Regions from separate parts of the Homo sapiens genome. Here region 2 is linked to region 1. A link is an interaction called in ENCODE POLR2A ChIA-PET data of the cell type or tissue named here. Cell type or tissue: OCI-LY7. All regions are shown on one strand. Links, peaks and the distances in the headings refer to the core of each region. The heading gives the core; the rest is flanking DNA. Region 1 overlaps RHBDD1 (rhomboid domain containing 1). Region 2 holds the start of LOC124900533 (small nucleolar RNA SNORA48).

Region 1 (16,351 bases), core at 4,375-12,374:
CTATTTTACCTTTTCTTGAACCATAAATAATTTGTTTCACAGTTTGTGCTGATGACTGGTATTCTTGAGAACCATATAATATTCATGATAGTAGAAAGCTTTCCAGGCACTGCACTGGCACCTTTATTAGCAGGTCGTGTTCACTTTTGGTTGATTTTTACAGGCTGTGTTGCATTTAAGCAGATCCTCATTTTCCCACGTTTGCTTATTAATGTGTTTCCACTGTACGTACTTAGAGGAGGCAGTGGGAGCTTCATTTATTGAAAATGTCCAGTTTTATTGTATTTTCAATACAATTTAATACTCATTAGTACTGATAAAAGAGATGATTCTCGGGAGTTTAATGTCTTGTTTCTTTTTTCTGTGTCTCATGATGAAGCGGTTAGTAAAGCTTTTTGCAGACATGTTATGAAATTTAAGCAAGTGCTTTGTTTAATTTTTAAAGAGGATTTTCCCCTAATTATAATATTTAAACTCTTAGTTTTAAAAGCCTTAAAAAATAAGTGGTGACTTATTTCTACACCACTCCATTTTCAAAGTAATAAATACAATAGCAAATTAAATAGGAAAATTAGAACACTCAGTGCAATTTGCAAATAGCCTGCGAACTCGGCCTTTTTTCTGTGAGCTGAGAATTGAAGGACACAGGAACCCCATGGAAAACGACCCAGCATGTGGAAGCTGCTGTCTGATGCCTCCTGGAAGAGGAGGGTCACCCTGAGGGTGTGGCCCTTGGCCCTCCCTCTCTCATTTCATTCAGCCGTGCCAAATTGACTGAGTAGACAGTCCTACTGCCTTCTGTAGGGACAAGAAAGAGTGAAGTCCCCTAGGAAGGGTAGGGAGGATGGCTCTCCTAACACCTTCTTTGAGGAAGGTTCTCCATTTAGCCAGAGTGTCTCTGCTTGTACAGAGACATCAAAGCCGAGGCTTGGTACTTTGGCAGGCAAAGACTAAGGAACTTCAGTGAGTGTAAATTAGGGTTTCATTTTCCACTACACACACACACACACACACACACACACACACACACACATTCTTTTCCCTGTAGGGACACACACACACTCTTTTCCAGTTAGGGCTGGCCCCCAAACAAAAGGGAGTTTATTTTAATAAGTGTTTAGAAATCATTTGAAATGACCTTGGGCTTTGTCCAGAGAACTTTCTAATTACTGGAACAATTAGCATTTAAAGCTTTATGGCTGCCATTAAAATGTTTATTTCTTTTACGTTTAGGCGGTTTTTCCTCCAGTGTTGGTTACCCAGGACGGCAATACTACTTTAATAGTTCAGGTAGGCACTGTATTTCATTTAATAAATTTTAACTTATTTTTAAAATTATAGTGTTCAGCTCTACAGAGTACTTTAGGATACTACTAGTTTCTGCTGTGGTAGGGTCATTCACATGTTGTGTAACTGTGCCTCTAACACACCTGGAAGCTAGATGGAGGGTAGCCTAGGGAGCATATTTGTGGGGGTTGGTAGGGAAGGCCAGGGAAGGAGGTAACTCAGGCATGAAAACATGGTATGATTGGTATGAGGTCTCTCATGTGTGATAAGATTCATATTAGACCTTGGTTCTTTAAGTCTCAGTCTGAGACTCTACTGCTGGGAAAGTGTTAAAAGTTGGTTTTAGGTGTATAGTTCTCCATGGCCCATCCTGTGTATATTCAGGAACCCTTGCATACCGTCAGATGCTAAAATAGGCATGCCTCTAACAAATGCCATGTGACTTAATGAGGAAGAATGTATTTTTCTAAGTATCTGTGTAAATAGATAGAAAAGACTTCCTGTTAAAAGCGTAAGACCTATTTTAGGCTAAAGCCTTTGCATTCCAGTCTGGGGTGGCTACACGGTAGTATTTTAGATCAGGCCCAGCAGCCAGGTGTTAGCCATGGCCATTGGAACACTCATGTCTTAATGCAGTGAACTGAATGTGCCCGTCCCCAAATTCATACGTTGAAACCCTAACCCCTAATGTGATGATTTTAGTAGGGTAGGAGTTTGGGGAAAAAATTAGGTCATGAGGGTAGGGCCCTCATGAATGGGATTAATGTCCCTATAAAAGCGACCTCAGAGAGCTCTCTAGCTTCCTCACTGCCACATGAGGATACAAGAAGTCAGCAGTCTGCAACCTGGAAGAGGGTCGTCACCAGAACTGACCACACTGGCATCGCAAGCTTCCAGCCTCCAGATTGTGACAAATTTCTATTGCTTAAGCCAGCCAGTCTATGGCTGTTTGTTATAGCATCCCAAATGGACTAAGATGTGTTTCTGTTTATATTAATTGAGGACCACTATAGCTTAAAGCTGAGACTAGCAGCCTTTTCTTTAAAGGACCGGACAGATAATATTTCAGGCATCAAGGGCTTTATTGGCCATATAATCTCTGCTGGAACTAACCTGTCCTTGTAGCATGAAAGCTGCCAGAGACAATATGTAAACAAGTGGGTATAGGTGTGTTCCAATAGAATCTTATTCCTAGCTCCTGCCTTTTCTACTGTGTAAGGATATGAGATTGACACTCTGCCAATTTAACCTTACAAAATAGGGCAGTTCTACTTACTGTCTTCTCTCTCTTTTGCACTCGATTTATTTTCTATTTTTTAAAAAAGAGGACTGAAGAGAACAGCTTCTTTCCTTCTTATGTGGAAGAAGCACAGTCACACAGACCAGAGAATTAAGGGCAAAAATAATAAAAAGCCCTTTTTACCTCTTTTAACCTCTGTAAAATTACTATAGTTATATGCCTTTCTCTGAAGTGATTGGATTTCTTCAAAGGCAGAGCTACTTAAGGCCAGGTGGCTATGCTAATGGTCATCTAGGGAACTTTTATGAGAGCATATGTATATCTTACAAGTAATGATTTATTCTTAATATGGCTGTCCTTAGCTGGAAAAGTCTTTATAGGTCAAAGAACCGCATGAATATTTAAAAAGCTGTTACCAATTTTTCTAATCTTGGTGGTGTTTCTTGATCTCCTTTGCCATGAAATCCTGGTATGTGTATAAGGAACAGATGGAGTAGTTAATAGAATAATGACAACCAGATTTTCTTTTACTACAGAGCCTAAGTATATAACTAAAAAAAAAAAATTAAACTAGTATTCCTCTCAGGACATAATTTAAATTTATTTATCTTAATTGTTTGATTGCTAGGTTTTTCCAGGAATGTTTATTATGAAGATTTTAAAACATCTGATTGGGCCAGTGAAACATCCATAGAAAATTTTTGGTCCTACGGGAGGAGATCTGTTCTCATTATAATAGATACTGATGAGATTTTGGGTCCTGTTGATGATCTATGATTGACGATATAGAACGTTTAGCCACACTGGTCTTTCTGATTTAAGGCACCAAAACTTTCCCATTTTCTTTCCCCATATTTTGTCTGACAAGTACCAAATTTGTTTTTATAATATTCAGATGTTTAGAGTTGTTGACTTTATTTCATTGAAGAACTGCCAGATTATTTTAAAATAAGAAATAGCATGAATAAAAATGTTTTTCTACATCAAGAAAATGTTGCCTCAAATCATCGCATGTGTATCTGGCAATTAAAACTCTAGGTAGATATACAGTTTCTATGTGGTGAGCAAATATTCAGAGACCTTGGGTTATTTTGGCTTTTGAATTAACTGAGCATTTTTGGGGGTGGATAGGTAGAAATGCTGCGTAGATCTTACATAACAGAATGGCTTTCCACATGGGTTTGAAAGTGATAATGAGCCATGTGGGAAATTACCCAATATACTTTTTGTATTCCAGTAAAATAATTGGCATTCATAGGGAATTGGGCAGTTTCTCTAAGCAGGGATTGCTGAAGCATCCCATGCTATTCAGTGACGTCTCTATAAATATTCTATTAGTGTTGCAGAATGGTTGCCACTTTCTTTGATTCTTTGTGGAAAAGATGTATTAATTATGTTTTTACCATTTGTCCTCATGTGAAAGTTCTTTTTTTTTTTTTTTTTTTTTTAATAAGGAATGAAAAGTAAGATGTGTAAAAACACTACCACAGTCTCCTTTACTCTCAAGGTCTGAAACTGGCTGGTTGGGTGTTCCCCAGTGCAGCAATGGGGGCTAAATTTTTCTGATTCTATTGGATAGAGACCAGTTTAAGAATAAATGTTCATATTTAAAATGGTAAGATCCAAGTTCAGTTTTAAGCCATTGTGAGGATTTGGAAAATGTACTTGTCTCCTTCTCCTGTTCTAAATATCAATAATGTTAATATTTTGACATGGGAAACAGGTGAGAGAAAATATGAAAGTTGGGTTATTGGAGGTATTTAGTAAATCCTCATTAATATTTACTGCACTGGGGCAAAGCTTTTCAGAATTAGTCTCCAAAATCCTAAACCATTTTATTTAATGTTTATTTAAATCATTCCTTTTTCTTTTACTTTCAAGGACGTTCAGTAAAATAGAATCAAGTTAGAAGAGTTTTTTCACAATCACTGAGAATGGACAAAAGATCTGGCTAGACATTTCTCTAAGAAGATACACACATGGCCAATAAGCACATAAAAAGACACTCAGCATTATTAGTCATCAAAACCACAGTGAGATACCACTTCATATGCCCTAGGATGTTTGTGAATAAAAAGGCAAATAATAGCAAGTGTTAGTGAGGATGTGGAGAAATTGGAACCCACATACACTGCTTGTAGGAATAGAAAATGGTACAGCTACTTTGGAAAACATTCTGGCGATTCCTCAGATAGTTAAACAGAATCGCCATGTGACGCAGCAGTTCCACTTTTAGGTATATACTCAAAAGAAATGAAACCATATGTCCACCTAAAAACTTGCTCACAAATGTTTATAGCAGCATTATTCATAACAGTCAAAAGGTAGAAATAATACAAATGTCTATCAGTTGACACATGGATAAACAAAATGTGGTATAAGCCATACAGTGGAATATTATTTGCCCATAAAAAAGAATGAAGTACCGATAAATGTAACAAAATTGATGAACCTGGAAAATATACTAAGTGAAATAAGCTAGACACAAAATGCCACATATTACATGATTTTGTTTATATGAGCTATCCAGAATAGGCATATTCTGTAGAGACAGAAAGTAGATTAGTGCTTACTTAGAGCTGGAGAAGGGATGGGAGGGTGAGGATTGTTAGCTAAAGAGTACAGATTTCTTTTTGGGGATGATGAAAATGTCCAAAATTGATTGTGGTAATGATGGTGCAACTCTAAAATATACTAAAAACCACTGAGTTGTACACTTTAAGTTGATAAATTGTATGGATGTCAATTATATATCAATAAAGCTGTTCTAAAAATATCAATAGACACAACTACTTTTCATGACCAATATTTATATAAAAAACTAGTGTGTTTTGTCATTCGTTGTTTATATGAAAATGAAGTCTACTAGAGTGCTGATTTACAGTTTCCCTTTTAATCCTGCATATTAGGAAAATATTCATAAAGAATACAACAGTAAATTTTAAAATAGCCTCAGGACCAACTATCAAAAATTCTGAGCATGAAATCTCAATTAATGCAATTCTGCCATTCAGTGTTCCTCTTTTGGCTGGATTGTGTTTTTTTTCTGTAGCCTTATTAAAGCTCCAACTCAGGCCTGTACTGCTGTACTCTGTGGGATAATATGGAGATCTGTCACAAAGACTCATAGCAAAGGTTAGGAATCTTCATCAACAACCCAAACCACATTATTTAAATATTTGAAACATCAACTTCAAAGAATATAATAATGGCAGGAAAGAAGAGAAAAAATCAAACAGACTATTTTACTTCTCTCTCTTTATGCCAGAATGAGATTGGTAACCTTCTGTGGGGAACAAAAATCTCTTCCAAACAAATTCTCTAACTATTGGCAGTTAAAGGAAATGTAAGGAATAAACTCAAACTGAAAAGATCAATGGAAATATCTTCCAAAAATGAACTTTTCCCTGTTATTGACCTTTATTAATGGTGTACCTAAGTTTGGTACCTAAAGCATTATTTAATGACTAGGTTATCTCTTCTCTCTTGTTTTATCTAGCAACCATTTTTTTTTGAAGTCGTCTCTTCTTTCTTGTTTTATCTAGAAACCTTTTTTTGGGGGGGAGCTATAATCTCTGACATAGAATTACAATTACAGAGAAATTGGCTGCATCTTAATGTTGGTATTGTCTGAAGTATTCTGTGGGATCTGTATGAAACATTGGTCTGCCCCTTATTGTACAGAGCAACAAGACAATAAGGCTTTATTAGCTATTGTTTCCACCATTCTCTTGACTCAAGCCAGGACTTCACTGAAAACTCTCCAAGTATTGAATAGCTCTAAGCTGAAAGAATCCACTCCATATGTCAATAGCTCATTCCAGTCTCTTCCCCAGGACTTCTGACTACCCTCTGAATTAATATCTCCTTTCCTCATTAGCACATAAGGACTCATTCATGTTCAGCCCCATGGTGGGCACTGAGGATACAGTAACAAGACAATCACCATTTGGCATCTTTTCTTATTTTGAGGATAATTATTATACCTAAAATAATGTTATGCCTTACTCGCTTGTCTTTGCTTATACAAAACAGGAAGTATAAAACAACAGTCCATAGCTGTGTTCTAGAACCTTTTCCTTGTGCCTTTAGGCAGCTCTGGATATCAGGATTATTATCCGCATGGCAGGCCAGATCACTATGAAGAAGCACCCAGGAACTATGACACGTACACAGCAGGACTGAGTGAAGAAGAACAGCTCGAGAGAGCATTACAAGCCAGCCTCTGGGACCGAGGTAGGAGTCTTGCGCCCTTCAGTTATTTTAAAGCATACCTCATGTGGTAAGGTAGTCTGAAAAAGAGCTATTTGTAGCAAATTAAATTTTAAACAGTTCAGAAAAAGGATATGTAGATGAAAACTGTGTGCAGATTGTGATTACAAAGAATGGGGTGTGATGCCATATTCCCAGCAACCTAAGCTAATAAGGTGCCAGACTGTGTATGTATTGTTAAAGTGGTTCTTTTTATAGTCCTGCTGTACTTGATGCTTTGGCATTAAAGTCAAGAAACTTAAAATTCTTAGATGCATGATAAAAAAAAGAGAGATTTTCTTTGGAATTCATATTTGTAAAGAAGGCTCAGTGTCACTAAGTATCAAAATATTGCCCATAAACCTCCGACAAATCTCCCTCAGCATCACATAGGCTAAGAATTCAAGCTCAGATTTGACTTCTGCTGAACCAATCTGTCTGGGGGTAGAGCCTAGAAATTTGTGTTTTGAACAGGCTTTCCAGGAGATTCTTTTATAAACCGATATCTGAAAAAACACTGTATATATTTTGCCATGTTTGTTCTAGGTTTGGATTATGAGTTTGGGTATTACTGTTTTTATTGTTTGAGTAGCGACTAAAAATCAACTGTTCATTTAAAGGGCATTTGTTAAAGTTTTATGTTTCATGTACAATGGTAGGTACAATAGGGAACACTGAGTGGTAAAAGTTGGAAACTACCCTCAAAAAGTTAACAATCTGTGTTTGGGCATATGCCTACTAGATGTGATACCACACAGGTAACCCTAGCATCAGGTGACTAAGAGAGGCTCAAGCTAAGTGTTAGACGTAGGGAGAAGATGGTGAGCTTTTTCATACCTAGAACTATCAGATTTTCACAGAGGAGATAGCATTTGAGTTGGACCTTCAAGAATGTGTAGAACTTGAAGAGCTGTGGACGGGCATTCTCTGCAGAAGTCTGAATATCAGCATAGAAGTTAGGGTCATGTTCTGCCAGCCCTCACTTTTGAATGGACAATAAGAGAAGAAAGGGAAGAAGAGTGGGAAGCTAGGCTGGGTCCGGATCGCAGGGGTCCTAGAATTAAATAGACCAAGTGGAAAGTGGATTTAGTGTGTGGTATAAATGCCAGTAGAGCTCTGCATGGGACACTGATGTGGTCAGAGCTCTGTTAAAAGAATCTGGTAGTAGCAGTCATTCTGCGAAGAAGATTGAGCACCAATCAGGTACCAAGCATTATGCTAGGTGATGAGAGTACATAAATTATGACAATATAATTTCTGACTTTAAGGAATATAGTCTTAGTAGCAACAGTGTGCATGGAGGTGGGGAATGACAACAAGCGGGAGACAAGTTGGAAGACTATATTGCAGTAACCTGAACAAGAAAGGAAAGCCTAAATTATGAAGGTGGAGAAGAAGGCATAAATCTGTATTTCTCAGGTGAAGAGTTTCAGAACTGTGATGATGTATCAGTAATCTATCACTGTGTTAAGAATCACCCTGAAACTCGTGGATTAAAACAGTAAACATTTGTTCTTGCTCATGAGTATGTGAAGCAGCTGGGCTGGGCTTAGCTGATTTTGGCTAGCGAGCTAAGGTGTCTGCGCTGGTCTGCTGGGGTCTGGCTGCTCTAAGATGGCTTCTTCTACATGCCTGCCTGACTAATGGTGGTGTTACGCCATGCCTCATTCCTCAGCCAGCAGGCTAGCCTGGGCTTATTCACCAGGCCACAGCATAAGGTTTACAGGAGAGTGCAGAAATAAACAAGTCTTATGCTGGCACAATGTCAGTTCCACTGTATTCTGTATACTGTTACTGAAGCAGGTAACAAGACCAGCTCAGATTCATGGGATAGGGAGATAGTCTCCACCTCTTGGAGGAACCGCAAAGTCACATGCAATGGTTATGGATAGAGGGAGAGGTGGAGAATTGTAGCCATTTTTGTAATCGCTGTATCACATATAGTCAGTGGACTGCCAGTATCACAGTCATTCAAAAGCATGCCTTAGCTATGGAATCCTGAAATCTGGGGAAAGGGCCCCAGAGCCTATATTTTTAACAAATTCTCATGGTTATTCCTGTACACACAGGTTTAATCACCACTGGGCTATCCATGAAATATTACAGGACAAGTAGGGCAGGGCAAAACTTCTCAGCGTGGACTTCATACAGCCTATCTCTATCCCCTTCAAGGCTGACTTCAAATAAAGTCAAAAGAGCCAAAGAACACAGCATGATAGGAAAGATTTGGACTTATATTTGGGAGACATCTTCTGATTATTATCTTCTGTTAAGAAAATGTGTATTCTAAAGTAGCAAGCCTTCATAAAGAGTGATGGAAAATCAGGGAAAAATTAGGCAGCCCGAGTGAGAATATTTGAATGTGAGACATAGAAAACCTCCCATGTTAAATGTAGTAAGAGAAAGGAAATGCAAGAAGACAAGCTTACCTTTTGTAGTTTTGTTTCTAAAGGGTTGCTATATGCCCCCATCAGTAATTATACAGGAAGTTAGTACTAGTAGTACAGGTGTCTTTTTTGAAAGAGAAAGAAAATAATGACTTCCCTCAGTAATTTGGGCTCAGAGACATGAGCATGGAAGATCTGCAGATGAAAGCACCCTCTGATGGCCCTGGTGATTTTGGAGCAATTTTATAGACTTGAATCTAGGTACAAAGGAAGGGCTTACATTTTGGGAATCAGAAGAAAGTTGGAGTAGATTTTTGAGATGTTTCCTTAATGAAGAATATATTTATTATTAAGTTAATATAAGTCATTAATATTAATTTTTCCTGTTTAACAGTAAATGGTATTGAAATATATACTAACAGGCAAAAAGAAAAAAAGACACAGGCTACCTTCAGAGATTTCAGAAAGTCATCTGATAGTAGTGTTGATTTTTCATAAATTTAAATCTTATTCTTAAAAAAACTTCTTGTAAAAATAACTCGAGAGTATACTGAACAGAAATAGAAACAACTTAAAATGTTTTACTACCCCTATTTTAAATTATTTTATATTTTTTCTTCTTACCCTTAAAACATTTCAGTTAAGAAATGAATAATTTTTACTTTAAAAAAAAGATTTTTACACATCAGATGCTATAAGACTCGCTTGGTGAGAAGAGTATTTCTGGGATTATTTTGAAGCCAAGGGTTTTGTTTCTACCTCTGTCTAACTAGTTGCTTGGTTTGAAAAAATCTAGCTTCTACTTTGTGAGTATGGAGTTACGTTCTAAAACTCCTCACAGTAGAAGATTGCTAAGACTAAATGATCCAGAGTTTGTGCTGAATTACTTTTGCTATCTGACCTTTTATTTTAACAAAATCATAGGTTTTTTTCTTCCCTTTTTTTCCTTCCTCCTACACATGTATTTTCAGAATTTAAAACAGTCTCTTCTTTCCATTCATGAAAAATCACAAAAGTATGTAGAACTTGTTTGTCTCTCAAATGGCCACTTGGTACATCTTAAACAGAGTGGCCTTGGTTAGGATTTTGAATTACGGTGAATGAAATATAAAAATAAATAATTTTAAAAAGAAAAGAAATCATAAAAGTTAATAGTTAATTGATGATTTTTGAATATAGGACTTTCTAAACAGAAAAGTAATGAAAAAATTGTGGAAGATAGACCATTGAAAACTTTGACAAAGAATTAATATAATCAGCATGTAAACTCATGCAATGAAGTAATTAATACTAACTCCTATTAGGAAAATAGAAAATAATTTTAACATATAATCCAAAGACTTATAAGTGACCAGTGTGCATCTAAAAATAATTTGCTGTATATTAGCAAAGAGTTAGTTTGTTCATCTCACTACATTTATTTTTTTTAATTTTTAATTTTTGTGGATACATAGCAGGTGTATATATTTATGGGGTACATGAGAATTTTAATACAGGCATGCAGTGTATAATACATCAGGGTAAATGGAGTATCCATCACCTCAAGCATTTGTCCTTTCTTTGTGTTACAAACAATCCAGTTCTACTCTTTTAGTTATTTTTAAATGTACAAAAAAAAATTGTTGACTCTCATCACGCTGTTGTGCTATTAAATACTAGATCTTACTCATTCTAATTATTTTTTGTACCCATTAACCATCTTCATTTCTGCTCATCCTCCACCCCAGCATCTGGTAACCGTCTTTTCACTCTCTATCTCCATGAGTTTGTTTTAATTTATAGCTCCCACAAATAAATAAGAACATGCAAAATTTGTCTTTCTGTGCCTGGCTTATTTTACTTAACACAGTAACCTCCAGTTCCATCTACGTTGTTGCAAATGACAAGATCTCATTTTGTTTAATGGATGAATAGTATTCTATTGTGTATAAGTACTACATTTTCTTTATCCATTCATCTGTTGATGGATACTTAGGTTGCTCCCAAATCTTGGCTACTATGAATAGTGCTACAGTAAACATGGGAATATAGATATCTCTTTGATATAATTATTTCCTTTCTTTTGGGCATATACCTAGCAGTAGAATTGCTGGATCATATGGTAGCTCTACATTTAGTTTTCTGTGGAACTTCCAAACTGTTCTCCATAGTGGTTGTACTAATTTACATTCACACCAAAAGTGTACAAGGGTTCCCTTTTCTCCATATCCTCGCAAGCATTTGTTATTGCCTGTCTCTTGCATAAAAGCCATTTTAACTGGAGTGAAATGATGTTTCATTGTAGTTTTGATTTGCCATTTCTCTGAGGATCAGTGATATTGAGAACCTTTTCATATGCCTTTTTGCCATTTGTATGCCTTCTTTTGGGAAATGTCTATTCAGATCTTTTGCACAGTTTAAAAATTAGATTATTAGGTTTTATCCAATATGTAAGCAGCTATTTGAACTCCTTATATATTCTTGTTATTAGCCTCTTGTCAGATGGATAGTTTGCACATATTTTCTCCCATTCTGTGAGTTGTCTCTTCACTTTGTTGATTGTTTCCTTTCCTGTAAAGAAGGCTTTTAACATGGTGTGATCCCATTTGCTGATTTTTGCTTTTTGACCTGTGCTTGTGGAGTATTACTCAATAAATCTTTGCCAATCCAATGTCCTGGAGAGATTCCCCAACATTTTCTTTTAGTAGACTCATAGTTTGAGGTCTTAGATGTAAGTCTTTAATCCATTTCAAATTGATTTTTGTATATGGTGAGAGATAGGGGTCTAGTTTCATTCTTCTGCATATGGATATCCAGTTCCCTCAGGAGTATTTATTGAAGAGACTGTCCTTTCCCCCAGTGTATTCTCTTGGCACCTTTTTTGAAAATGAGATCAACATAAATGTATGGATTTGTTTCTGGGTTCTCTGTTCTCTTCCACTGATCTATGTGTCTGGTTTTATGCCAGTACCATGGTCTTTTGGTTATTATAGCTTTGTAGTATAATTCAAAGTGGGGTTATGTGATCCTTCCAGTTTGCTTCTTTCTGCTCGGGATAGCTTTGGCTATTCTTGGTCTTCTGTGGTCCCATGTAAATATTACAATTACTTTTTCTATTTCTGTGAAGAATGTCATTGGTATTTTGATAGGGGTTGCATTGAATCTGTAGTTTGCTTTGGGTAGTATGGACATTTTAACAATATTGAGTCTTCCAATCCATGAACACGGAATATGTTTCCACTTTTTGTGTCTGCTTCAATGTTTTCATCAATATTTTATAGTTTTCATTGTAGATATCTTTGACTTCTTTGATTAAGTTAATTCCTAGGCATTTTATTTTACTTGTAGCTATTTTAAATATTTGTATTTAAATAAATAAATAAATAAATAAAAACTTGTAAATAAATACTTGTATTTACTTGTAGCTATTTTAAATGGGATTACTTTCTTGGCTTTTCAGATTGTTTGCTGTTAGCATATTGAAATGCTGCTGACTTTTGTATGTTGATTTTATATCCTGCAACTTTCCTGAATTTATATATCACTTTTAATAGTTTTTTGGTGGGTTTTTCCAAATATAAGATCCATACCACCTGCAAACAAAGATAATTTGGCTTCTTCCTTTCCAATTTGTATGCCCTTTATTTATTTGTCTTGGCTGATTGCTCTAGCTAGGACTTTCAGTACTATGTTGAATAACAGTGGTGAAAGTGTGCATCTTTGTTATATTCCACATCTTAGAGGAAAGGCTTTCTGTTTTTCCCCTTTCAACATGATACTAGCTGTGGGTCTGTCATATGTGACTTTTATTGTGTTGAGGTGTATTCCTTCTATGCTCATTTTTTAGGGTTTTTTGTCATGAAGGAATGTTGAATTTTATCAAGTGCTTTTTCAGCATCAGTTGAAATGACCATATGGTTTTGTATCTGTTGATATAGTGTACCACATTGATTGATCTGCTTATGTTAAACCATCCTTGCATCACTGGGATAAATCCCAAATGGTCATAATGAATGATCTTTTTAATATGTTGAATTCAATTTGCTATTATCTTTGCATCAATGTTCATCAGGGATATTGGCCTGTGGTTTTCTTTGATATCTTTGTCTGGTTTTGGTATCAGGATAATACTGGCCTCATAGAATTAGTGTGGAAGTATTCCCTCTGCCTCTGTTTTTCAAAATAGTTTGTGTTGGATTGGTATTCATTCCTTTTTAAATGTTTGGTAAAATTTAGCAGTGAAGCCATTGGGTCCAGGGTTTTTCTTTGCTGGGAAATTTTTTATTATGGCACCAATCTCATTACTTTTTATTGGTTTGTTTAGGTTTTGGGTTTCTTCATGGTTTAATCTTGGTAAATTGTGTGTGTCTAGGAATTTATTCATTTCTTCTAGGTTTTCCAATTTATTGGCATACAGTTGCTCATAGTAGCCTTTAACAGTCCTTTGAATTTCTGTAGAATAGGTTTTAATGTCTACTTTTAATCTCATTTTTATTTGGGTCTTCTCTCTTTTTTCTTAGCCTGACTAAAGGTGTGTTGATTTTGTTTATGTTTTCCAAAGAACAACTTTTTGTCATGAATCTTTTGTATTGTTTTTTTCGTTTCATTTAGTTCTACTCTTTATTACTTCTTTTCTTCTACTATTTTTTCGTTTTGTTAGCTCTTGCTTTTCCAGTGGTTTAAGATGAATCATTATGTTATTTGAAGTTTTTCTACCTTTTAGATACAGGCGCCTATTGCTATAAACTTCCCTCTTAGTCCTGCTTTCACTGTATCCCATAGGTTTCAGAATGTTGTGTTTGTATTATCATTTGCTTCAAGAAATTTTTGAATTTCCTTCTTAATTTCCTCATTAACCCACTGGTCATTTAGGAACATATTGTTCAATTTCCATGTATTTGTCTAGTTTCCAAAATTCCTCTTTTTAGTGATTTCTAATCTTATTCCATTGTGGTCAGAGATGATACTTGATATAATTTCAGTTTTTTTCAACTTTTTAATATACTTTTTTGTGGCCTAACATATAGTCTATCCTTGAGAATGATTCATGTACTGAGGAAAAGAATGTGTGTTCTGCAGCTGTTGGATGAAATGTTCTGTAAATATCTATTAGGTCCATTTAGTCTATAGTGCAGATTAAGTGTTATGTTTCTTTGTTGAGCATCTTTCTGGAACACTTTTCCATTGCTAAAACTGGGGTGTTGAAGTCTGCAGCTATTATTGTATTGGGATCGATCGATCTCTTAAGCTCTAATAATATTTGCTTTATATATCTGGGTGCTCCCGTGTTAGATGCATATATAATTATAATTAATATATCCTCTTACTGAATTGACTGACCCCTTTATCATAATATAATTACCTTCTTTGTCTCTTTTTATAGTTTTTATCTTCAAATCTGTTTTGTCTGATATAAGCATAGCTACTCCTGTTCTTTACTGGTTTCCACTGGAATTAAGTATCTTTTTCCTTTTTTTTTTTTTTTTTTTTTTTGAGACGGAGTCTCACTCTGTCGCCCAGGCTGGAGTGCAGTGGTGTGATCTCGGCTCACTGTAAGTTCCACCTCCCGGGTTCACGCCATTCTCCTGCCTCAGCCTCCCGAGTAGCTGGGACTACAGGTGCCTGCTGCCACGCCCGGCTAATTTTTTGTATTTTTAGTAGAGACGGGGTTTCACTGTGTTAGCCAGGATGGTCTCGATCTCCTGACCTTGTGATCCGCCCACCTCGGCCTCCCAAAGGGCTGGGATTACAGGTGAGAGCCACTGTGCCCAGCCTCTATATGTATTTTCATTCTCTATAGGTGAAATGTGTTTCTTGTAGGCAACAGATCATTGGACCTTATATTCATTCTATTCTGTGTCATTTAGTCTTTTTTCATTTAATGCTATTATTGTTTAGTAAAGATTTACTCCTACCATTTTGTTATTTGTTTTCTGGTTGTTTTGTGGTCTTCCCTTTCCTCTTCCCTTCCTTCCTGCCTTCCTTTTAGTGAGTGATGTTCTCTGGAGGTATGTTTTAATTTCTTGCTTTTTATTTTTTGTGTATCTGTTGTATATTTTTTGATTTCTGATTACCATGAGGCTTGAAATTAATATGACCTTTTTTTAAACTGATAACTTAACACTGATTGCATAAACAAACAAGCAAGCAAGCAAGCAAAGAGAAAATGAATAAAAACTCTACACTTTAACTTTGTCCCCCTGGTTTTTAGCTTTTGTTTCTACTTATATTTTATTATACTGTTTACGTTTGAAAAATTGTTGTAGTTATTATTTTTGATTGGTTCATCTTATAGTCTTTCTACTCAAGATATGAATAGTTTACACACCACAATTACAGTGTGTCCTTTTATTCTGTTTTTCTGTGGCTTACTATTACCAGTGAATTTGTACCTTCAGATGATTTTTTATTGCTCATTAACATCCTTTTCTTTCAGATTGAAGAACTCCCTTTAGCATTTCTTGTAGGACATGTCTGGCATTGATGAAATCTCTCAGCTTTTCTTGGGAAATTTTTTATTTTGCCTTCATGTTTGAAGGATATTTTCGCTGGATATACTATTATAGGATAAATTTTTTTTTCCCCTTCAGCACTTTAAATATATCATGCCATTCTCTCCTTGCCTGTAAGGTTTCCACTGAAGTCCGCTGTCAGAACTACTGGAACTCCATTGTATGTTATTTGTTTCTTTTCTCTTGCTGTTTTTAGTATCCTTTCTTTTTCCTTGACTTTTGGGAGTTTGATTATTAAATGTCTTGAGGTAGTCTTATTTGGGTCAAATCTGTTTGATGTTCTGTAACTGTCTTGTACTTGAATATTGACATCTTTCTCTAGGTTTGGAAAGTTCTGTTATTATCCTTTTGAATAAACTTTCTACTTCTATCCCTCTCTCTCTCCATCCTCTTTCAGGCCAGTAACAGTTTGATTTGCACTTTTAGGGCTATTTTCTAGATATTGAAGGTGTGCTTCATTCCTTTTGTCTCCTCTCACTGTGTGTTTTCAAATAGCCTGTCTTCAGGGTCATTAATTCTTTCTTCTGCTTGGTCAATTGTGATGCATTCTTCAGTATGTCAATTACATTTTTCAACTCCAGAATTTCTTCTTGATTTGTTTTAATTATTTCAATCTCTTTGCCAAATTTGTTTAATGGGAATCTCTCCCTTCAGGGAAGTGGGGTCCCCTCTGGCCCAGCTCAGGTCCAGAAATG
Region 2 (16,351 bases), core at 3,926-11,925, 55 kb after region 1:
GAGGATTTTACTGAAATTAATTTGTGGCTGCAATTTAATTTTCCAGTATGCAGGAACTGGTAAAGAACACAGATTATAATCTTTCTGGAAAGAAACAAGAAAATGAGAAAAGGCAGACAAGGGAGGAGGAAGGCATCAAGTACATACCATATGCTTTCTTACATGTAAAGCTTGTACGTTTCTACCTATTTTAATGCCTTTTCTGAAAATAAAGATAGTCTTATTTAGGCCACTGGTAGGTTTATGGTACAGAAAATTTGAAGATGGTTGGTTACTTTGATCCAAAGTTGAGCCCTCTTCTCTTGGATGTAAATAGCCTACTTTTTCAAGTGCTTTTGTTCTTGAGCAGGGGTTCTCAACCTTGGCACTATTGGAACTTTGGGCTGGATGATTCCTTGATTCCTTGTCGAGGTGAGTGTGACTGCCCTGTGTATTGTGCAGTGTTGAGTAGCATCCCTGGCCTCTACCCACTAGACGCAAGCGCACCTCTCCCCTAGTTCTGACCCCCAAAAGTGTCCCCAGATGTTGCCAGTTGTCTCCTGGGGAGCAAAATCACCCCTGGTTGAGAACCGCTATGCTTGAGAGTAACTTAAGATAAAAAAAAGAATCCAGTAAAACTTCTATATAGAACACTTATAGCAGCTGTAGCAAAATCAGTAAAGCACCTTTTCTTGGAATCATTTACCAGGCATCATGATACAGAACTCAGATTTGGAATGATATTCCTTGAATTACAATACTTCCTTCCTACTTTTTCAGCATTAAGCTCCCTCTGGTCCTCTTAGATAGAAAGTAGAGTTGTGCTTGGTAGTAAAGTAGCTTATCTAAAACCCCTTTACTTTTCTTTTTGTTAGTAGATACACTGGGCTCTTCATATTCATGGATTTAACATTTGAAGTTTTGACTACTCGCGGGTGACCCCAGTGTTCTGAGTAATCAACTCCCAGTGTTCTTTGTCTTCCTTTCCAGTTCATTGATTCCTTACTTTGTGGTCTTGCTCTTCTCCCTCCACTGCTTAGATTTCTGGTCCATATAAATACCTTCCATGCCCTTGCTTCTCACCCTTCTTCCATTTACCTGGAAAAATCCCAGACTTGAGTGAGCCTGGCCACTAGGCTTCTTGGAATGTGGATCTGGCAGCTAAGCCTTATTAGAGAACATGACTCAGCAGAGCAGACTGAGCCTATCATACATGCACATTAACCTCTCAACTATCCTAGACCTCCCTAAGAAAATGGAATCCACCCCTAGGCAATGCCCCCAACCTCCCATCATGAAAACTACAAACGAACCTATTCTGTACTCACCACCCCCTACTTAACTCCTTCCTTCCTGACAACTGAGCAGGGAAGTCTTCTTCCCTTATCAAAAGCTAATCCTTCACCCACCTACCCCAGCTTCTCAGAAAAATATTTTGTCATTGAGTATCCCCTTTTCCCTTGTGTCTTCAGCCTCTCAGTCTCTACTGGATCCCTCCCATCAACACTGAAAGATATTCTTAGTCTCTCTCCTCTCCTATCTTGAGAGAGAGAGGAAGAGAGCAAGTGAGTATGCAGTAACACACAGCAGCCTTTCAGTAACCATCCTTCCCCGTTCCATTTACATTCATATTGTCCTCTTCAACTTTGAATCTTGCCTCTACTACTACAGTCATGTTGCTACTCCCATTAGTCCAATAAAACAGTTCTAGCTAAGATCCCCTGCACCCTCTATGTTGCTAAGGCCTGGAGTCACTTTCCTTCCCCAAATTTACTTAACATAGTTAACTACTCCTTCCTTGAAACCATACCTTTTTTCTTTCTTGTTTTCCCAATGTCACACTTTCCTGGCTTTCCTAATATGGTCTGGTCTCTTTCCTGGGTCTTCTTTGCAGGCCCACCCACCTCCACTTTACCTTTGAACATCAGCCTTCCTAATGACTTAATTGTAGCTCTTCTTTTCTTCTCCCAAGGCTTTAGTTGCTATTTATATGCTGGCAACTTCCAAATTTATCTCTTCAGCCCAGTTTTCTTTCTGAGCCTCTAAAATTACAAATAAACATATTCAAGGACATCTCAGATGCATCATGTACAAACTGAATTTATAATTCTTTTATACCTTTGCAACTCATTCCTTTTGGCCTTTTGGACGTAGTGAGTAACCAAGCCTTCTTGATGGTAACTCAAGATACATCTCAAATCCTTTCACTTCTTTTTACATCCATTAGTGAAAGCCACTGTTCTTTACAAATGGATAGTAGAAGGTGAGGATGTAGAAATAAGAGCCAGGTCACACAGGGCCTTTTAGGCCATCTGGGACTCTGATTTTTCTCTGAATGAGATGGACCCCATTAGAGGGTTTTGCTCAGAGGAGTAACATAATCTAACTCAACTTAGAAGGACCACTGTGGCTGCTGTATTGAGAATAATTTGTAGAGCATCATAGTGGGTTGAATGTTATCCTCTGAAAGATATGACCACCCAGAACCTCCAAGTATGACCTCATTTGAAATAAGGCTCTTTGCAGGTAATTAAGGTAAGGATCTCAAGATGAGATCATCCTGGGTTAGGGTCAGGTGTCCTGATAAGAGACAGAAATGGAGAAAGCAGACACAGATGAATGAGCCATGTGAAGACAGATTGGAGAACAGTCACAAGCCAGGGAACACCAAGGATGGCCAGCACCACCCAAGCTGGGCTAGAGGCATGGAATGGGTTCTCCTGCAGAGCCTCCAGAAGGAACCAACCCTGCCAACAACCTTGATGTCAGACTTCTGGCTTCCCAAATTGCAAGAGAATAAAGTTCTGTTGTTTTAAGGAACTCAGTTTGCAATAATTTGTTATAGCAACCCTAGGAAACTGATACAAGCATCAAGGGTAAAAGCAGAAGGCCAGTAGGAGTCCATTGCAGTAATCCAGGCAAGAGAGGACTGCGGCTCCACTTAGTAGCTGTGGAGGAGGTGTGAAGAGGTCAGCTTCTGGACACATTTTGCAGTAAAATGAAAGGATTTTTTGACAGAATGCCTGCAATTGTGAGAGAGAGAAGTGAAGAATGACTAAGGTTTTTGGCCAAAACCACTGGAAAGTTGAAAGTAGTTCAGGTTTACAGGAATTAGAGTTCAGTCTCAGAGGTGTATACATTGAGAGAATTAGTAGAGCTCCATGTGCCATCATCCTGGAGCCCTGTTGACTTTTAGGGATGGCACCATGTTTGAGAGGCTACAGAGGAGACCCAGAGCCAGTAAGCAAGACATAGAGTTTATAGAGAGGACTTACAGCATAGTCCAGTGGCAGCGGGCTAGACAGGAGAACCGCAATTGCTTGAAAAAGCACGAAGTTTATAGCAAAGACACAATGAAAAAAAAAACATGGGCCGATATCACTGATGAACATAGACAGAAAAATCCTCAAAAAAATACTAGCAAACTGAATATAGCAGCACATCAAAAAGTTAATTTACCATGATCAAGTAGGCATCATTCCTGGGGTATAAGGTTGGTTCAACATACGCAAATCAATAAATGTGACTCGCCACATAAAAACCATATGATTGTCTCAATAAATTGCTAGTTTTTCCAGCATTATTTGGGTGAGTAGTTAACTACTCTCCTAAATAAATAGATCCTTGATGCTACTCATCTTGGAGCTATGGAGAGTTCCCCAGGTGAGAAGCAGGTCAATCACAAGAAATGCCTGCAATTTGGACCATCTGTCCTTGCACTCTTCACCGTAAGGCTCATCCTTGGTATCAGTTTTCTCTGCCTATGGTACCTAACTATATAGAAGGGATCCTCCTAGGGGCCTCCTCAGTAGCCCGAAAGCAACACTGTTCAGTAGAAGTATCTGCAGTAACGGACATGCTTCGTGTTTTCATTGTCCAACATGGGAGCCACTAGCCACAAGTGCTGAGCATGTGGAATGTATTTACAAATGGATAGTAGGAGGTGAGGATGTAGAAATAAATACAACTTAGTGCAACTGAGGAATTGAGTTTTCAGCTATGCATAATTTTAATTCATATAAATTTAAATAGCTATGTGTGCCTGATACATAATTTTAATTCATATAAATTTAAATAGCCATGTGTGCCTGGTGGCCATTGTATCAGTGCAGATCTAGAGCATTGGTTCTAAAAGTGTTGCCTGGAAGCTTGTTAGAAATGCATATTTTTGGACCCTGACCTCAAACTCCTGGACTCAAGCAATCCTCCCACTTCAACCTTCTGAATAGCCAGCTGAGACTACAGGCATAGGCCACCACATTCTTTTTAATTTTTTTTTTTTTTGGTAGAAATGGGAGTGGGGTGGGTTGTGGGGAGGTTGGGAGCATGGGAGATCTACTGCACCAGAAGCTTTGCGTGTGAGACCCGGGATTATGTGTTTTAATAAGCTCTGCAGATGATTCTGTTGTACAATAAAATTTGAGAACCATTGCTGGGTCCCACTCTCAGAGTTCATGATTTAGTTGTTCTGGGATGAGGTCTGAGAATTTGCTTTTCTAACAAATTCCCTGATGATGCTGTGATGCAGATCTGGAAATCATCTGAGAACCTGTTATAGAAGATGGACCAACTCTTTGTGAAGTGGCCCCCGTTCCCAAGAGTAAATTGCATAAATCCCACATAACAAATATTTCAAGTCAGGATCTCCCAAGTGTACCCTCCATACTTGATGAAAATCTTCCTAGCTTTTTTCCCATGATCTGGTAACAAACTGTGTCTGGCTTATAGGAGGGCTGTTAAGTACTTGTTGAATTAATAAAGAGATTATATAAATCAGCCTGAATAAAATATCTGAAGTTGAGAATTCTTTTTTTCTTTATTTTATTATTATTATACTTTAAATTTTAGGGTACATGTGCACAATGTGCAGGTTTGTTACATATGTATACATGTGCCATGTTGGTGTGCTGCACCCATTAACTCGTCATTTAACATTAGGTATATCTCCTAATGCTATCCCTCCCCCCTCCCTTATCCCACCTCTAACTTTCTGCATGTGATGGCTTTTTGGCCTTCATGATAACCTATTAGTGGAATTCCACTTTTCTGATCCGTAATTCTACAACTCGTTGTAGAAGTCATTGTTGTAGTAATTTTTCTGTCTGTAGCTTGATAAATTTTAATTGTTATAGTGGAAAGAAGGTAATTCTTAACTAGAGAAGAGTGTAGTATGTCCACACCCCCAAGAGGCATTTGCAAATGTGTGTGTGAGAGGGCTTTTGGGTTGTTGAAATGATAGGAGTCAGGGTAGAGGGGTTACAATTTTCATTCAGTGCCAGGGGCCCAGGAATGTTAAATACCCTGCAGGCACAGGACTGTCCTGTACAATGAAGAGAAACTCTGTAACCTGTTGGTAGGTGACAGTAATATTTCTTCAGTAAAATTACTTCTAAGGCCATGACTCTCTTTTGCTAGTTATATCTCTTCATGAGCATTTTGTATGAGTTTTACTTATCTCATAGGAGGGTGAAACACCCTCTGTCCTGCTCTTGCATAACATAATTTAATTCTTGCAGCAAATATTTAGTGCTGTGTAGTTTACAAAGATAGGAGACATGAGCCTACCTACAAAGAAGTTACAGTACCACCAATAAGCTGGAAATGATATAAGAGTTGTATAAACTGGAAGAACCCAGAGGGGATATTACCTGGTTTATCAGTTAAGGTTCAACCAGGAGACAAAACCAGTGGAGACATATATTAAGAGCTATTATTGCAAGGAAGTGCCTATGTGATTGTGGAGGCTGACCAGGCAAGTCCAAAATCTGTAGGGCAGGCCGTCAGGAAGGGTGAGCAGGAACTCTCAGGCACTTGGCTGAAGCTGTAGTCCACAAGCAGAATTTCTTCTTCTTCAGGGAAGTTTCAGCTCTGCTCTTAAGGCCTTTTAACCGATTGAATCAGGCTCATCCACATTATCTAAAATAATCTCCCTTAAAGTCAGCTGATTATGGACTTTAATCACATCTACCAGATGCCTTCACAGCAGCACCCTGATTAGTGTTTAATTGAATAACCTGAGATGGTGGCTTAGCCCACTTGACACACAAAAAAGAGCATCGCACTTGGAGATTGAATGTTTGCGCACTCTCTCCGAAACATGTGCCATTTGTTCTGACCCTTGAAAATGGGGAATTTTTAAGTGGGGCAGTTGGCATTCTAGAGGGGGTGACTATTAAAAATTAGCCAAAGGAAACAATAAAAGAAGCCAAGGCATGAAAGTATAATCGGTGTTTGCAGAATGGCTAGTTGTTGCTATGTGGCTTTTCCCTGAACCTCAGCTCTCAATTTCCTCATCTGAGGAGTGGGTTCAGTACTTGTCATAACTGTCCTCCAGGATGGAAGAAGATGATATTTGAGGGTGCCTTTTGGAAACAGTTAAACATTGTGAATGCTAAGGGATTTTTTTTCTTTCTTTAACCATCCATGTGTCCAAGGTATGGACCAGTCATGGACACAGGCCAAAAGCCAAGCCGGGATAAACAAGGTGTTGCTTTGTCTCTGGCTAATGTGAGATGGGCTCCACCAACCAGAAGCTACTCTTCCCATGTCAGAACACTGAGGTGTTTTATAGTCATGGTGGTGGTGGCAGTAGCATTGGTGAGAGTGTGAGGTTGGTGTGATAAAAACCGAAGGCTCGGCCGGTAACAGAGAGCCTGATTGTTGCAGACTTTGTCTAAAATTTGTGTTTTTAAGAAAAAAAAAGTGACATTCTCTTGACCTTAGTTCCTAATGGGCTAAAAGAATGAAAAACATCCCTGTATATAAGTCTGTGCCCAACTGTCACAAAGCAGCAATAGCCATTTGCTCTGGGCTAAGACAGCTCAGCCTTTTTTTTTTTTTTTTTTTTAAGGAAGTAGACCTGTTTTTGATGCTTGAGATATTAGGGGTGAAGGAGAGTCATTTATTATAAATGTGTTGAATACTTTGCCTAAATAGGGAAAGGGAGTTAAACTACATCCAAGGAAGCTGTTCCAAGTTTCTTAGGTAATGGCCATTAAGGCCAATTGACTCCGTCACCAAAGAAAGCACCAGAAAACGTGAGTCCCGTTTGACAGACTTCTTTCCTTTTCAGAACTGTGTCCTACAAACCAAACAAATCTCCCCCAATTGTTAAAGCCATATGCATTTTGAAGGAAATGTAATCCATATGTTCCTGAGTCACTTATGCCTAAGTCATTAAAAAGTTATTTTTTAAATGTGATTTCATGTTTGAAGTCATTTTAGAGTATTTTTAGTAGACTCTCATTCTTCATAATGCTAAATTTTTCTTGGTTTGTTTTCTTGTTTTATTTAAACACACTGTATATCATCTTAACACATCCTGTGGCGAGGCACAAAGGGAATCTTGAACTCAGAAGGAGGGTCTGGTGTACTGGAATAACACATTTGAGGCAGTTTCTATTTTCAGAAGTTTACAACTGTCCCCCCCCCCTTAATTTTTTATTTTATGTCCTGGGCTGCTTTTAACCTGGTCACATCGTCATCCCAGCCCTCTCCCCCCGCATTCCTTAAATGGTTGTCCATGAAGAAGAAAAGGGAAAAGAGAAAAATGACAAAGAATAAAATCACATGGCCTCCTAGGATATACTTCTGCACTGTGCTATGTGATCCTTTCTTCCCAGAATTGAATGTATTTTCCCCTTTTACCTACTATTGTTGCTAGCTGGGAGAATTAAGGTGTTTCTTAAAGTGCCAACAAAAGAGAGAAATAAAACTGAATTGAGGAGCTGTCTCCAGCTTCTCATTTTTAGGACAAACAGAAGACGGTGTCTGCTTAGAACTGAAACTAATTGAAAAATGGTTTCATTTTTTACTAAAATAAGCTTTTTTCCCCCCTTTTTAACCTTTGTCTCATGATATGAGTCTCATGATATGGACCAAGTTTTATCTGTACATGAAGCATCCTGGTTTGTGTGTGAATTTGTCCATCGTGAACATCTGTTGGCTGCCAGAGGGCACGGAAGCAGCCTTATTTTTAGGCACTGGTAGAGGTCCATTTCTCTTCTCAGGGGCTGCTCAGGCAGCAGGTGTGTAGCATCAAACATAGCGAGAGGCACTCACCACCTGGAGGAATAAAGATGTAAGGAGTTAACAATTTTACTTTTCATCTCTGCCAGCCTGTGAAATATTTTCCAATGTACTTTTTTTATTTGATTCTCAAAACTGCCTTGAGGACCATTGTTTTTGTTTGTTTTCATAAAGAAATTGAGGCTCAGGGATGCGACTTTCTTCAGTATTTCACAAGGCAATCTTGGCAGCTGGTGTGTGCCTCGGAGAGGAGGGATATCGTGCCCATCATGTGGGGACATTTGAGGACCTTCGTGGACTTTTACTTTTGAAAGCCCTGCCCCACATCATTTCAAGTGTATTAAAACATACGCAATCTCCTATCTGTCCCACAGATCCCGTGTATAATATATATCATCATATATGTGAGTTGAGTTATAAATAGTTGAGATGGTACATTTCGTAGACACTTAATTAAATGTTTACTACTTTTAATTTTATAGTTTCTGTTTCATTTTGGAACCAACTAATTATTTTGAGGTCTGGAACATTTTCATGGGCCTTTAAAAAACTCACCCTCCCTGAGTGCTGTCCCTACAGTGGCTGAAGCCGCCTCTTGCTCTCATTCACTCCTGTTTCCCTCCTCACACCTGTGGCAGAACCGAGGCAGGTGCTTACTAAATGCTTGTTGGTGAATGCCCAAGTGAGTGAGAGAAGGAATAGAAGAAGTAACAAATAAGTGAAGTACAAGTAAGTGGCAAAGTCTGGTGTCGAAGGACGTCTGAACCCTTAGCGGGCTCATTTCCTTTGCACTGTCATCACAGTGAAGCAGAACGGGCATCTTCAAGCTGTGTATCAAAGTGTGTTCCTCCCCATTTCTCATTGTTTTGTTCCAAGCCAGTTTTCTTCTCTGTTACAGCTAAGGCATGAGAAAGAATAGACTACCAGCTTATTTGACTTTTGATAAGTTCATGAAGCAGCAATAGCCACTTTCAGGTCATAATCCATTCTTTTCTCTCTGTTTAGTTGCTATAGTTTATTTTTTTGCCTTGCAAATATGGGATAAATGTGGCTACTAACATTCAAATATTCAGACAAGTTTCTTGACAAAATCAGAGAGGTGTTTTTTGCCTGTTGTTTCTTTTGGTTTGTTTTCTTTAGAATACTGGACATTTGCTCTAAGTTATCTGTCATGTAATTTGTGTGTTTTGTTGAGATATGATTTTTTTTTTAATCCAAAGGTGGATCTTTGTGGCCTTTCTTCAAAGCTCTAGAATTTGGTGGCAAGGAACTTATTGAACATGATAGAAAACTAGAGAGAAAGCAAAAGCCCACTTTTTTTTTTTTTTAATTTTACTTTCAGTTCTTGGATACATGTGCAGAACATGTAGGTTTGTTACATAGGTCACATGTGCCACGGTGGTTTGCTGCACCTGTCAGCCCGTCATCTATGTTTTAAGCCCCACGTGCATTAGGTCTTTGTCCTAATGCTTTCCATCCCCTTGCCCCCTAACTCCCAACAGGCCTTGGTGTGTGCTGTTCCACTCCCTGTATCCATGTGTTCTCATTGTTCAACTCCCACTTACGAGTGAGAACATGCGGTGTTTGGTTTTCTGTTCCTGTGTTAGTTTGCTGAGAATGATGGCTTCCAGCTTCATCCATGTCCCTGCAAAGGACATGATCTCATTCTTTTGTATGGCTGCATAGTATTCCATGGTGTATATGTGCCACATTTTCTTTATCCAGTCAATCATTGATGGAAAAAGCCCACTTCTTAAGAAAGAAACACAAAGGTGCTAAATGAGAGGAGGGAAGAGAGAGACAGGGATTACCTAAAGAGCAGAGCCATCCTCCTCTTTCTCAGCCCTGCTATGCCCCCTGGAAAAAGGGGTCTGCCCATATGAGTGGGCCTGGGAAGGCTGCTCCACCCAGTTCATCTGGACTCCCAGGGTCACTAGATGGCACCAGGGCAGACGTGGGCCACACTCAAAACCCTGCAGTGCTGCTTCATGGACGGAGCTTCTGGGTCAAGGCAGGAGCTGGAAATGGTGGAACTTGCCCTCCATCTATGAAATTTTTTGAGTCAGTCATTCAGCAAATAATGACTAGACACCTATGATAGTGACACAACAGTGAACGGCACAGACTGGTCTCTCGAGTCCAGGGGCTCTCTGCTCACACTCGGCCAAGCTCTTGCTGTTTAAGGGTGCCTTTCATGAAGTCTATTTGAAATGTTTTGGTTTCTGTCAGTTTTTGGTTGGGTTATAGGTAAGTACACAAGTTACCACATGTATTTAGAAGGCCCAATCCCTCCATTTATCAACTAAAGTTAAAGAAAGGAAGGAAGCCTGTAGCAAAAAAAAAAAAAAAACAAAAAACCATGCAGGTTCCCCCACTGCTATATGATTTTCTATATTTATGTTTTAATTTCTTGGTAGGCCTGGACTTCAAAGTAGAGATTCAGAGCCCTACCTGAGTTTGGGTTGTGCCCTGTGGCTGCCATCCTTCCTCACAGAAGTTCCTCCCTGGACTTCAGCCTCGGGGTTCTTGTTCACTTTCAGTATTTCCTTTTTGCAGTGTGTATGTGTGTGTACGGAACTATATAGTGTTGATTGTCCTTAAATGATCTTCTTCCAAACTCATCCAAACCATTTAATTTGTAGCAGGAATCCCAAAGTATATCCTTCCCAGAGAAAGAATGAGATTTGCCTGGCATCAAGTTAAGGAAATCATTACTCAAAAAAATTGTTTAAGACATTTTCCTGTGCTAGAGATGCTGGTGACCAAGAAGTGGGTGCCTGGGGGAGATGTCTGGGCTCATTATCTGGGAAAGTTGGGAAGTGAGTGTTTGCCTGTTCCTTTTTCCACTCTGTTTCCTCATTGGCTTTGCCATTTACCCAACTGCCCCCATTCTAAGATTGGTGTTTACTGATCAAGAGCAAAGCTCTACTGCCTTAGGAGTAGTTCATAAAATGATTCCTAGATGTAATATTCACTCTCTTCCCTGCCTAGTCCCCTTAGCAAGGACCTCTCTAACATTTTATGTTTGAATTGTTTTCTTCCAGAGACAAAGGTAAGTTAGATCAAGAGTAAACAGATGGAGATGTTCATTCTTGGAAGCAGCAAGCATTTTGTTATCATTGTTATTGTCTGAGCAAGTGAAAACCAGATGAGAAGAGCCTTGACCTGCCTCCTTCACTAGCAGAAGTGAAGTAGGTCGTATCTTTCTTGCAGCATTCCTGTGAGCGTTAGAACAACTCCGGAGCCCATGAGTAAGGCTACTGTGTGTTAGAATTGTGATTCTGCCTGTTCATCCTCCTGGCTGCCCACCCCTGAGAATCTCCTTTTCGTTCGCATGGGCTCTTTGATAGCAGAGTGGCTGCCTCTCTGCAATGAGCTTGAGGGTTTTGTGGGTAAGAGGCCCAGTGCCCCTCACCGCCTTTCCACATGCTTGCCTCCTTACCCAGTTTGTCAGGCTTTGACAGATGGCCGGCGTTTGTCTCACCTGCGATTCCTTTTTGCACAGCACTCGGTGTAACACTTCAAAGAAATAATTAGCATTCTGAGTCTTCTCTGCCCTGTGCATAGAATGTGGGAAGGTTCCGCTGAAGAGGGACTTGAGCCCAGAGTGTTGTATGGGTGTTGCCCTTTTTTTATTTTATTTTATTTTATTTTATTTTTGAGACAGAGTCTCGCTCTGTCGCCCAGGCTGGAGTGCAGTGGTGTGATCTCGGCTCATTGCAAGCTCCACCCCCTGGGTTCACGCCATTCTTCTGCCTCAGCCTCCTGAGTAGCTGGAATTACAGGCGCCCACCACTGGGCCTGGCTAATTTTTTGTATTTTTAGTAGAGACGGGGTTTCACCGTGTTAGCCAGGATGGTTTCGATCTCCTGACCTCATGATCCACAGGTCTTGGCCTCCCAAAGTGCTGGGATTACAGGCGTGAGCCACCGTGCCCGGCCTGGGTGTTGCTCTTTTTAGTCCTGACTGTCAAGGTATTAACTTCTTTAGAGTCACTTTTTCGTTGAACAAGGATGTACAAAAGAGACATCTAGTTATTACATTCTTCTGGTTTGGTTCTAAAATAAATGGGAAGGTACCTGTGGAAGTGATTTGTATAGATTTCCAGGCACCAGGATCCTCTTTAGTGTCCCGCACCCAAGAGCAGGGTGGATACTCCCTGCAGGCTGAGAGTCGTGAACTGTACAGTGCTGAGAGTCGTGAACCATACAGTGCTCACGGTGTCATCGTATAATTGGAGATCACTCTTTTCAGGTACCTCGCCAGTGCGTGGCTCAGGGACATCCTGGAGATCTTGGTGCTCCCATTACCATTTTCAGGCCATGTATCTCTTCCAGGCTGTGCTCCTGTGGCACAGATGAGGCCTAGTTCCACTGCTCTGATGGCCACACGTGAATCAGCAGCAGTGACTCCTTGGTACGTGGAGAGAACTGGGACTCTTAGTGGGTAGCAAGGAAATTATGTTTTTAAAACCACCAGCTCCTCCTTCCATTTAGTTGGCAGTTCCATTTCTAATATAAAATCTTTCAGATCTGAGCTCTCCTAGGGCCTCCCAAGATTTAATATGGTGCCCCAGAATGATAAATGAGAATAAAGAGAAACTCTTCATAACAGGACCATGTAGAAAAGGTGGAATCGATGCCCCTGAGGTAATTAACTTGATTGTGGTACTCATTTCACTACACACACAAACACACACACACACATCTATAAATACATATATAAAATCATCACGTTGTACACCTTAAACTTATACAATTTTATTTGTCAATTAGACCTCAATAAAGCTGGAGGTGAGGGAGGCCCGAACTCAATGACAGTTTGCTTTCCTCAGAATGGCCATGGGGTGAGGGAGGGCCCCACTCCTAGAGGGAGCAACTTCTTGATTTTCCTCATTCTTATTTCCCCCTCGGGCCACCCAGAAGCCAGGCCAGTCCTACTCAGATGATAGAAAACCTTATTAGCCCTCCTAATGAAATGGGCAGTTTGGTACAGAAGAGGGGAATCTGCTTGGATTTAAAGATGGCGTCAAACTATTGTCCAATGCAGGGAAATACATTTATTTCTACATGCAGAAGGAACTCATTAAAATCTGTTAGGCTTGGAATTTTCGACAATGATTTGTACATAAACTCCTTAAGTATTGCCTTGTGTACTGACATATTAAAAGTTATGATGATGCTTAGGAACTACAGATTATTTAGAAAATGTTTGAAAAGAGATAATACACAAAAGCAAGATTTCATTGTCACCAATAGATAGCAGGCAAGATTACCTTGTCCCTCTGAGGGTTCTGATTGAGTGCATTTGGCTGCAGGAGTAATGTAAGTGGCCCCAGGGTTGTTGTGTTCTGTATCTAGATCTGGGGAACAGTCACACTCATGGTTCCAGTTGAAAATAGGTCTCCTGCCCCCATTAGCATAGCAGGGCCTGTCTGGTCACAAGTCCTGGCTGTTTGGTTTGGAGACTATGTGCAGTATGGATTGGAGCAGAGGTACAAAGCCCCAAGTTTTTGGTACTAGGGACACTTGGAAGGTGTGAGAGCACAGCCTGCTCTTCCCTCAAGGCCAGCCCAAACTTAGCAGCCAAGCAGGGCTTCTGGGGCAGTCCAGGTGTGGAGCTCTTGTCCATTGTCACTTAAGTCCTCTGTCACCTTGTCTGTGTCCTCTGGTCATACTAGATCTTGGATATGCCCACCCCCCTGGAGACACCACTAGACAAAGAGAAATGAGGATGTCTAGTCAGTGACTTCCCAAGTCCAAGTCGAGACGTCTGCTTCAGCTGCTTTGACATGCAGCAACATCAAAGGAGCAGTACCCCAATATAGTAACAATTTGTTGTAAATTATCAAAATGTGTGAGCTTTACCCACGCCTCCTTACCTGGAAACCCTCCCCTGCCTTTTCCTCTTCTTTGACTATCCCATCTTCACTGTGTAGGAGACTCACCACCGTATACTGATGAAGAATGCACACAGTTCCGTGTGGTGCTGCTGCTACCTTAAGCTCATCTAGAACACTTAGAGGAAGAGAAGAGACCCCAGTCCAACTTCACACATCAGGCTATTGTCTCATTTTGAGAGGAGGAGAGAAGGGAGGGTTAGGAGTACCTTAACGGGGCCTGGGTGTGGCTTCTAAGTGCTGCAGGCACAAGGTACTATGACTTGGGCCTATCGGGTAGGTGTCTGGAGTGAGGCCTCTTGGCCCTGGGTCACAAGGGCAGTGATAAATTTCAGTGACCACAATACTGCTCTGATATTTTTCCCCACTTGGTGGCATTTTATATATAAAACTGAGGCTTCATTTATTTTGACCCCCTCCTCCCATTGAAAGAGCCATTATCTATTTCTTAGAGGCCCCAAACAAACAGGGTGGATGGCAGAGGCCTCTTGTCTGGCACAAGACTCGGGTTCCTGGTTTACCCTTCAGGCTGGGATAAGGCTGGCCTCACAAGTGAGACTCAGAAACAAGCCACTGCTCTCATGAATGCCTGTCTTCATGGAAAAAGGGATCTTTTTGGTCATTTGTTTCTGTGCCTTTGTTCTGGAAATGAGGAACTTGAGGCCCAGAGAAGTCAAGGAGCATCATTGGATGTCTCGCGTCTCTGGTTTCCCAGTTCAGTTTGTGTCTCCCCTTCGGCAAGCTCCCCCTCCCTTTAGTTTTGCATTTAACACAGTCTTGCCTTCATGACTGCCGCCTCCTTTTTTTCTGTAAACACAAATATGAAGTGTATTTGCTTTGCTTTTCAGCCTTGTCTGCCCCACTGAGTGTCCGAAATAGCCGGCTGGAATTCATGAGAATGTTACGTCTTCAGATGTTTATAATCCAAAAGAATCCCTTATGGTTTTTAATAATAAAACAACTTAGATGTCGGTATTTTGTGTTGGAAAGGCGAGCAAAGTTCACAATGCAGCAATTACAATGCAGTGCATTATGTATAATTTGTAGCCTGCCCCAGGAGCAATGGTGAACCGTGAAACACCATCCTGGCCCTGTAGCATAATTAGCAGGATCAAACGCTGCACAGGGAGAAGCATAATAGTTGTCATCCGAGGTAAATAAAAGTAAGGAAAAGTTCTGATACACCCCAAATTATATAAAGAGCAGCCCCTATATCAGGCTGCAAATATGTCAAGAGTCTTCATTGCTAATTGAAGAAATCTTTTGAGGTTTAGCAGCTCATAAATTCACACTGGGAATTGGCCTATTGTTCTAAGTCTTGTCTTTGGAATGTAACAGTTGTACTTTTATATTGAGTTCCTCCAATAGTACCATTGTAAACATGAAGAGTTTGCATTTTAACGTAAATTTGAACAATGTGGTTTTAAAAGAGTTCACCACATCAAAAAGAGGCTGTTTGGGCATGTTTTATGCATTCTTTTCTCTATAGTATTTAAAGCTATAAATGACTCATAGAAGTATGTTCCATTTAGATCTGTCATGTTGGTGTAGTGTCCTCACTGGAGCTTGTACTGCCCTTATTTTTTTCTACTGTGAGATAATTATCTGAAAACAGGTCTAGGCCTTTTGCCAAGTCACTTGCCCTTAATCTGTCTTCAGATCCATAGAAACAATTCTAGAACGCTGTTACACTTGGACTAAACAGCAACACATTTTGTGCCTTTTCATGATCATCTTTTTTTTAAAATTCAAATATTCAATTTGTACTCTTTTTTCTCCATGTACCAATTACAACCCTTCCTATAGCCTGCTAGCCCCCCATTAAAAATCTCTAATTTTTTGCCAAGCCACTAGTTGGAGTAGAGAAAGGTTGGATGGTAAAGGGAAACATGTGTGTACTGGTGTCCAAAGCAAACTGGCGGAATATGAAGAGTGCTGGGCTTGGATCTGACCCCTGGACATATGGACCATACCGTTTTCTGGTGTGAGACCTCAAGAAACTGCCCACCTACGTCGAGCCTCAGTCTTTACATCTGTATAATGAAGGCAATATTTAGCACTCTACACCTCCTTCCATTCCTGCATTTGTTCATTTATTTGTTCATCCCCAGGCATAGAATGTGGACATAAACCCTCACTGTCCTTGCCCCCATGGAGCTCACAACGCAGTGAGAATGCACGCTGTCAAAATGATTAGATTCACGAGTAATCACTAACCATGGCATCATGTGCTGTGAAGGGAGGGGATCCTGTGAGAGCTTCAGGCAAAGGACCCTCACTGGGGGTGATCAGAGGACACAGTCACTTCCCTGGAGAAGTTGTGTTTGAGCCAAGAGCTAGAGGACATGAAGCAAGGAGAGATGTTTGTTTTTGAAAAGCTCTCCCAGCTACTGTGTGGAGAATGGCTGGTAGGAAGACAGGAGCGAGTGTGGGGAAATGGTTTAG

What was found. ChIA-PET counts read pairs that join two places held together with the same protein. Peaks named below come from ENCODE experiments on the same cell type or tissue, not always from the same donor. Only the 100,000 strongest peaks of a DNase experiment are listed, where the experiment ranks them.
Region 2: POLR2A ChIA-PET joins it to region 1 with 21 read pairs; 5 of 35 experiments call an interaction of 5 or more read pairs at or near these places.

What each region holds. Positions count from the first base shown.
Region 1 is chr2:226,907,589-226,923,939 of GRCh38, forward strand. RHBDD1 (rhomboid domain containing 1) reads left to right here. Exons shown (of 9, transcript NM_001167608.3): 7 at 1,234-1,290; 8 at 6,620-6,763. Among named protein-coding and RNA genes, the nearest start is that of RHBDD1, 80 kb to the left of the region's middle. In OCI-LY7, for the core only: a CTCF peak has its summit at 9,381 (motif pointing left); a DNase peak (open chromatin) is centred at 9,293; H3K4me3 peaks cover 1,001 bases; H3K27ac peaks cover 2,307 bases.
Region 2 is chr2:226,962,589-226,978,939 of GRCh38, forward strand. The region is part of intron 8 of RHBDD1 (rhomboid domain containing 1); the gene reads left to right. LOC124900533 (small nucleolar RNA SNORA48) reads right to left here and starts at 6,534; the gene lies at 6,401-6,534. It also overlaps a transcript of COL4A4 not described here. RefSeq lists an enhancer at 7,911-7,980. In OCI-LY7, for the core only: a CTCF peak has its summit at 8,072; DNase peaks (open chromatin) are centred at 7,973, 8,673, 9,403, 11,453 and 1 weaker place; H3K4me3 peaks cover 3,073 bases; H3K27ac peaks cover 5,713 bases.